Linked DNA regions of Homo sapiens: region 1 is linked to region 2. A link is a contact called in ENCODE Hi-C or POLR2A ChIA-PET data. All regions are on one chromosome and are shown on one strand. The core of a region is the stretch at or near the end of the contact, and the rest is flanking DNA. Distances in the headings are between cores, read along the strand shown.

Region 1 (4,215 bases), core at 682-3,181, 140 kb before region 2:
ACAACAGAATTGGATTATAAATCTGTTGATATTGCAAAAACCACAATTACTTTTGCACCAACCTAATATTTAGGACAATTCCATAGTTTGGAAATCAATCAACCTACTTCTAAATAATCCACGGGCAAAGAAGAAAATCACCAGGGAAAGTAGATAATGAAAGATAATGAAATACAGTTTTTCAAAATTTGGGTGATGTAGCTAAAGCAGTGCTTATAGGGAAATTTATAACTTTAAATGCTTATATTACAAAAGCAAGAAGACTTAAAGTCAATGACTTAAGGTACCACCTTAAGAATCCAGAAAAAAAGCAAAGTAAACCCAAAAGTAAACAAACAGAAGGAAATAACAAAGATAAGAGCAGAAACCAACGAAATAAAAGAGAGACAAACAACAGGAGAAAATAAACAAATTCAGCCATGTTTTGTGTGGCCAGAGAGAAGCCCAGCTCAGAGAGAAGCTGGGCGGGCTTCTCTGTGGCCACACGGATTGATTCATTTGGAGTGGGAGAGATAACATGAAATAATAGGTAATTACATCCTTTTGAGTTTTTTGTTTTGTTTTGTTTTGTTTTATTTTAAATAAGAGACAGGGTCTCACTTTGTGGCCCAGGCTGGAGTGCAGTGGTTCGATCTTAGCTCAGGGCAACTTACGTTCTTGATGCTTTTTGCTTTTCCCCCTCACAACCGAAAGAGAAAGTTTTTGCCAGCAGGTGGCAGCGCTGGTGCCTGAAAACGCCAAAAAGCATCGTCCTGGGTTGGCCCGGAGACTAACGATTGCCGCCGGGCTGACACGGGGCAGTCATCTGAAGACAGGAGACAGTCAATTCCAGAAAGCAAATCCCCACTCAAACTTAGAAAAAAGCGATTTTACAAAAACATCTGAACTCTAAATGTTGGTGGAGTTAAATCTCGAAAGACTTGGCTCTTCAAAGCCAGGGGTTCTTTACGGGAAAGTTGGAAATGGGCTTCAGAAAACCTCTCCCCGCATTGTATGCAAATCTGCCCCCCCCCTTTTCTTTTTCCCTGGGAGATCGTCCAGTTATCAGATTCTCAAAATGGACAGCGACTTAAAGCAATTAAAGACCACTGCGACAAATGCTCCTGCGAACACCACTCCGAAGTTAATGGCGCAGACGTCTGGACTTTAAAAGGTGGTGGTAAAGTGCGCTCAGGCATGGGTAGGAGGTGCGGCAGGCGGGGCACAGCTACTTGCTTTCATAATTTTTTTTTCTTCCTGATGGACCAATGCTGTGAAAAATCCTCAGTGGGGTTTTGGAGCCGAAAGGGAGCGACTGCAGTTTGCAGGCTTGCTATGTGTGCCAATCAAGGTGTTTCTCATAAATTTCCTCTTTTAATCCTTGCGGCAATCCTCTGAGTTCGGTGTTAACATCCTTAATATTATTCCTAAAAATCCATTAAGAGGGCTCTTAATGGAGTGCCAGCTTTTGTGGTCCTGGATTTTCAGTGGATGCACACACTGACCATTCCCCTCTCTCTTTTACATTCAAAACTTCCGTGAGATTTCCTTTGTTTAAATGAACTTTCCTTTATAGATAGCCTTTCATTTGTTTATTTTGTCTGCCTCTTTCAATCAAGAGGCACCCTCCCCTCACAATCGGCAGCATAAGCACAGACGTAAACGCAGGAACCAATGCGATTTTAGGTTGAATTTAGGACAGCGCTGGAACTTCACTTTACCCCTCTTGCGGTCACACGAGGTGGGCGGCGGCCCCGGCAGGGTTTGGGCGGGAGAAACGCGGTTCGGGACTCCGCTGCCGCCTAGGCGCGGGGCTGACCTGCGGGGGTGGGGTGGGGGGAGGGAGGTCGAGGCCCGGCCCCACGTGGCCGCTGCTGCCGGGCTCACCCCAGCCCCGCCCGGAGGCGCCCCGCGGCCCCGGCTAGCCAGGGCGGGCGGCCACCTCTGCCCTACTCCTTCCCTCCGCGTTCCGGGCCTCGGAGCCGCCTTGAGGAGGATGAGTCCCTGGAGCTGGTTCCTGCTGCAGACCCTCTGCCTCCTGCCCACGGGCGCAGCTTCGCGGCGCGGGGCGCCCGGCACCGCCAACTGCGAGCTCAAGCCCCAAGTAAGGCGCGCGTCGGGTGCTGGAGAGCCGGCCTCTCTGCACCTCCTTGGGATGGTTTCCCTCCGAACCCCGCGAAGCAGCGCTTTCGGACCCCGAGCCGACTTCCGCGGCTGGGCTTTCACCTAGCACCGCGGCGCTCCTTGCTCGCTCTCCTCTCCGTGCCCTCGGGTTCCCCTTTCCCGCGGGGGCGCAGCCCGCAGGCTCCAAGCGACTCAGTGCCCTGGCCTTTGCCCTCCGCCAGCCCAAGGGCGTCCGAGAGAGCCTCTGGGGTCTCGCCAGCCATTTTCGCGAGCTTTCGGGGGACGGATCCGCCAGGGAGTACCGGACCAGGAACTTGGGCACATTTATTTGAAGTTTCTTCTTCCCTCTCTTCCTTAAGAGTTTAATTTCACCTGCTCTTATCAAAATATTAACAGCGCCCTGAAGCTGCTTGGCTTAACCTTCATATGTTCAGTGCCTGAGTTAGAAGGGACTTTAGGGAGTTGAAGCCATTTCCCTTGTTTTTACCGATCTGGGAAACTGACACTCAGCGGGGGACCTGTGTGCTCCAGGTCACAGAGTGCGTTCGCGGAGTGACCACTGTCCGAGCCTTGCGTGTCCAGCCGGGCGCTTTAGATGTTCGCATCAACGTTTTGTGGGTGAGGGAAACCCAGGCAAGGGAGGCTCAGTGACCTGCCCGAGTCAACACAGCTCTATAGCGGACAGGTCTTGCGTCTCCGAGGCTGGACCTCTTTCGAGATGAATATTTCCTTCTCTGATCAGTTTTCCTACACTCAGAATTTTCTGTGGTTCTCGAGTCCCTCTCTTCTGAGTGCGGCATAGGTTGAATTTCGCGCATTTGTTCCGGTGGGTTTGATATCTGTGCGTCCCTGGCTCTGGAGAGGGCCATGCCAGGCTTATCCTTCTGGTGCGCCCGCGACGCGGGGGTGGGGGGGGTTGGGGGTGGGTTGAGGGAGTGGGGGCTGGAATTTAGAGGCCCACCTTTGATGACACCTGCGCAGCTCCCCGGTCTGCCTCCACCCCTGGCCATTCGCAATTTTATTCCTCATCCCAACTGCAGCAAAGCAGAGGACGGCCAAATAGAGCCGATCCTGGAGCTCCGGGCTGGGAAGACGCACGGTGTTCGCCTCTGTAAGGCGTCGCGGGGCTGCGGACGGCCCTCTACCAAGGCAGGAGGCGCGGCAGCTGGAGAGGGGAGTCTGCACCAGGCATGGTTTCAAACTCTGTTGCGGTGTGGCCGCTTCATGCTTGTTAGACAAGGCAGGAGTCCATCTCCTCACAAGAAAGCACATTGCCTTTCACTTCTGCAAAACCTATTACCGACTGGTAATTATGACGAGTGAGTCTGGATAAGATCTCTCTCCTTTAGAATCTGTCTTTATGAGTCCTTTATTCCATCGTCCTACCTTTTGGTCTCAGGACTCCTTTACGTTACAAAAAATTATCAAAGAAGCCCGGCATGGTAGCTCACTCCTGTAATCCCAGCACTTTGGGAGGCCAAGGCGGTGGATCACTTGAGCCCAGGAGTTGCAGACCAGCCTGGCCAACATGGCGAGACCCTTGTCTCTACAAAAAAATAAAAAAAATTACCAGCGTGGGGACATGTGCCTGCAGTCCCAGCTACTCCAGAGACTGAGGTGGAAGGAAACCTTGAGCCTGGGAGTGGAGGCCAGTGAGGTGTGATTGTGCCACTGCACTCCAGCTTGGGTGAAAGAGCGAGACCCTATATCCAAAAAAAAAAAAAAAAAAGTATTGAAAACCTCAAAGACTTTTACTTTATGTGAATTAATGGAGATAGTAGTAAAACACAACATAGCACACATTCCATTAGCCATCAGAGCAGTGACCTCATCACACACATGTAGCCTCCAGAAAATTCTACAGTACCTTGTGAGAAAATGAGGGTGAAAGGAAAATATCTTAGTTTTATAAAAACAGTTTTGACCTTATAGACTCCCTGAAAGGCTCTTGGGGACACCCACAGGTCCCTGGACCATACTTTGAGAATTGCTGTTCTATTCTGTGGGCAAACTCTGTCTTACCCCCTGCGGAATTGGGAAGGCCAATCAGCGGCACACATGCTGTATGTCTGACCCACATGCTGTAAGGGCATTGTGGTTGGGTTCCTCAGT
Region 2 (3,930 bases), core at 624-3,123:
GGACACGAAGCACTTAGAAATCAAGAAAGACAAAAGATTAAGGCAATTAGGAAGTTTCTGAAGGTAAGATTGACAATGGAATTAGACATCACTTGTAAATATCTAAAGCTCACTTTTAGAATACCAGCCACCTATCAAACTATGTACAAACCTTCATAAGTCTGTAGCATTTCTGGAACAAACCTTGAAATCTAACACATAAAAACAGGAAAGTTTTTTTAAATTGTTGCAATTTTAGTCTCAAAGATATGGATAACACATGGTGCTTTCTATGAAAAAATTATGAGTTGTCCCTATAATTACTTTGCTTTTCAACCTCCACACCTTCCCTCTTCCTTTGCCTCTGTGTAGATGAGGCTCCATCTAGCCCTTTCTGCTTTGGGTCTGTCCCTAACTGTCCATCTCTGGGTTTCTTCTATGAGTATTTTTCTTTTTGTGTTCTATCTCTACCTCTAGCTGTCTCATTTAACTGGTGCATAACATAGAAACAATTTTTACTAGTGGGGGACAAAAGACTAGGGGGGAATGCACTTTTCAATAAGTTAATGCATTTATTGAACAGCTTTTTCTCCCCCTAGTCTTCATTTAGAAATCCAATAAATCTATTAGGATCTTAGAAATTCTGGTTAATGTAGACTTTAAACCACCACACTTAATGGGTTTACTTAGTTAAATAAATATTCATATTAGAAGTATAAGAGTAATTACCAAAAAATAAAAATAGAATTTCAAATCAGTAGAGGGGAAAATAAAGAGTGTGGATGATGCAACTGAAGAAGAAAGGAAGGAGAGGAGAAATAAAGGATATAAAGAAAGGAAGAAGGAAGAAGAAAGAAGAAAAAAGGAAGCAAAGAAAAAGCTGGCAGAAAAATATGCCCAAAATAAAGATGACCAATGTAAGTCCAAACAGATCAGAGTTTCTTAACTTTACTAATATTGACATTTTGGATGCTGTAGTTATTTGTTGTGGAGGGTTGTTCTGAGCACTGTAGGATGTGTAGTAGCATCTCTGGTCTCTACCCACCAGACGCCAGTAGCACCACCCCAGTTGTGGCAAACAAAAATGTCTCTAGACATTGTCAAATGGAAATCTTCCTCAGTCAAGAAGAACTTAAATAAATCAATAGCCATAATAAATATAATCAAATTAAAATTTGTCTGTTAAAAGAAAGACTTTCATGTTCCTCAAAACAACAACAAAATCCTACTAAGATACACCAAAAACATAATGATGACACACAAAAAATGGAAAGTAAAGAGTGCAGAAATATATAGAGTGGGAGTACTAAGAGAGGCTTGCTGTAATAATATTAATATTAGAAGATGTATTTTGAGGTTTTAGGTCAGGATGGCTGACTAGATGCAGGTATTGCGTGCTGCCTCCATGGAGAAGAGCCAGAATAGTAAGCAGATACTCACAGTTCAAACAGGTAATCTAGGAGAGAATGCTTGGATTCATTAGAGAAGAGACATGAAGTACCAGAAGTAAGTAAGGAGAGGGTTCAAGTTAGCTTGCGCAGCCAGGAACTGACTGGGCTGGGAGATGGTCCTGGATGCAGGGAAACAGTAAGAGGGAAATCCCTGGAGCTCCAAAACAGGGTTTTAAGATCTTGGCTACAGGAGAAACCCTTGACCCACTAGGGCCTTGTGCCTGACATATGGAACTGCCTAAAGATTGTACAGAGACATTTCTCTAGAAAGGGAACCCACACACAATCCCACAGGAATCCGAGCCTGGTGCAGCCTCAGCTGGGTGCCATTTTGAGAACCCAGATCCTGGGGATTTACAGACACAGCTGCAGCCACTGTGCTGCTCCAGGGAGGGAGAGGGGAGAACGGGCACACTCATGCACCCCCTAGAGGGTACTTGCTGCCCTGCTATGAGCTGCTGTTGAGACTGAGATATGAGTTGACCACACTTCTCACAGCTTCCTGCTTATGCTGCTTGCCTGAATGGTGCCCCACCCTCTTTAGCCCCAGGCCCAAGGTGCCCTTTTGAGAGTTTAATGCTGGGCTGAGCTCCATGCTTTGTTTAGTTTGGGCTGATGTGGCTGTAGCCTCTGCTTGGCTAAGGAAGAACAGGGAGACCAGGTCATCCTACTCATACCTAGGACAATACTCACAGCTCTGTAGCAGGCTGCTGTGAGACAGATGTGAATGAACCACACTCCCCACAGCTTCTTGATCATGCTGCCTGCCTGGGCAGTGATCCGCCCTCCCTGTTTTCAGGCCCAAGGCACCATTTTGAGAATGTAGTGCTGAGCTGTGCCTCATCCTTGGCCTGAGTTTGGGCTGATGTGACTGCTGCTGCCACCCAGCCAAGCAGGGAAAGGGGACCAAGGCTCTCCTATATATACCTAGGACAATGTCCAATGCCTTGCTACGAGCTGCTATGAGACTGAGACTTGAGTGGACCACACTCCTCACAGCTTCTCGTCCATGCTGCTCGCCTGAGAGGGGCTCCCCACTCTCTAGGTGCAAGCCCATGGCTGACACCATTTTGAGAGGTTAGAGCCATTGTTTGGTAACCTGGCAGCGGTGGCCACAGCAAGCATTTTGGTCTTAGGTGAGATTAAAGTGCTTGTTCTGGAAGGGGAGAAGGGTCCCCACAGGCAGAATTGAGCAGTGAGTGTGGAGAGTGCCCCAGTAGTAGGTGGTGGAATTACGCTCTCTCCCATCACAAGACTGGAGTGGGAGGAGAGTTGCTGAAGCTGAGGTTTTTCCCAGAGGGCAAGACTTTCAGTCAGAGACAGCTTTGCAACCTAGAACTGGTCTGCATGGGTCATAACGGGGTGTCCCAGCCTGTTTCCTTGGTCAGTTGGGGAACAGTGCCCCACCAGCTCTGAGGCGTGGGAGGGAGGCAGACTCCACTCCCCTGGAGATCTAACCCTTGCTGCAGACTGTCCCTAAAGGAGGGGAGAGTGCAGCCCACCAAAGACCCCCTTGGATAAAAGAAAACATGGGTGCAGTGCCAGCCACTGAAGGTGGTACCACCAAAGCCTGGGAATGGACATGGAGAGGGGGTCACACTTGCTCCGCCACCCTTCTTCTCAGTGCCCTGTCATGGATTTGGAAGTGACTCTTCACTTTGGAGTCTGGGGAATGCGGGTTGAAAGAGTCTGTGTCTCAAGCTTCTCCAGCAGCTCTGCCCTACTGAGGGTGAATGTGCTCTGCAGAGGTGCTTTTTGTACTTCTCTAGTGCTTCCACCCCTGCTTGTACCCATCAGTTCTTACTCTTAAGCACCATCTACTAGACTGCATCCTGAATTACGCCACCAAATAAAATTACATTGCTACAACAAACAACCTCTGAGAAAGTCACTGCATGAACCTACTTGCAACCAAGGAACCTGTACAGAGAGTTGGCACTCTGAAAGCACCTAGAAATGAAGCCAATTAATCATACACAATATACATCACAGTCATACCCCCAAGGGAAAAACGAATAAACAAGAAGCCCCAACCAAGTGATACCAAATTAAAAAAAAAAAAAAGAGAAGTATCAGCTCTCTCAGATGAGGAGTAACCAGTGCAGAACCCCAGCAATACAAAAAGACAGAGTGTTTCATCACCTCCAAAGGATCCCACTAGCTCCCAAGCAATGGATCCTAACCAGAATGAAATGTCTGAAATGACAGATATAGAATTCAGAATATGATGCAAAGAAACTCAATGAGATCCAGGAGAAAGTTGAAATCCCACACAAAGAAGCCAGAAAAATGATCCAAGATATGAAAGACAACATAGCTATATTAAGAACAGAACAGAAGATATGAAAGACAACATAGCTATATTAAGAACAAAACCAACAGAAGTCCTGGAATTGAAAAATTCGCATCAGGAAATTCAAAATACAAATGGAAGCCTTAACAACAGACTAGACCAGGCAAAAGAAAGACTTTCAGAACTTGAAGACCAATCTGTCAAAAT

What was found. A loop is a pair of places that touch in the nucleus more often than their neighbours do. ChIA-PET counts read pairs that join two places held with the same protein, here RNA polymerase II (POLR2A). Pooled maps may share reads with other maps.
Region 1: a loop to region 2 is called in a map of natural killer cell, with 13 times the contacts of the local background. The contact joins the promoter of TRABD2A here to the enhancer-like site in region 2. A Hi-C loop is called at or near these places in 7 of 168 maps with a recorded cell type or tissue (B cell, CD4-positive, alpha-beta memory T cell, Caco-2 and 4 more), 4 of 37 single-sample maps with no recorded cell type and 15 of 50 pooled maps. POLR2A ChIA-PET finds 5 or more read pairs at or near these places in 11 of 52 experiments (CD4-positive, alpha-beta T cell, CD4-positive, alpha-beta memory T cell, CD8-positive, alpha-beta T cell and 8 more).

Annotation. Positions count from the first base shown.
Region 1 is chr2:84,878,800-84,883,014 of GRCh38, reverse strand. TRABD2A (TraB domain containing 2A) reads left to right here and starts at 1,931. Exons shown (of 7, transcript NM_001277053.2): 1 at 1,931-2,083. The coding sequence starts at 1,976. RefSeq lists a silencer at 1,827-1,956 and enhancers at 1,686-2,186, 2,187-2,689.
Region 2 is chr2:84,739,579-84,743,508 of GRCh38, reverse strand. The region is part of intron 62 of DNAH6 (dynein axonemal heavy chain 6); the gene reads right to left. Among named protein-coding and RNA genes, the nearest start is that of TRABD2A, 140 kb to the left of the region's middle. RefSeq lists an enhancer at 1,947-1,996. Within about 2 kb of position 1,873, at least 2 of the 41 ENCODE cell types and tissues checked have a DNase peak (open chromatin) inside an H3K27ac peak, as active enhancers do; they include CD8-positive, alpha-beta T cell and natural killer cell, where a contact is called at or near this core.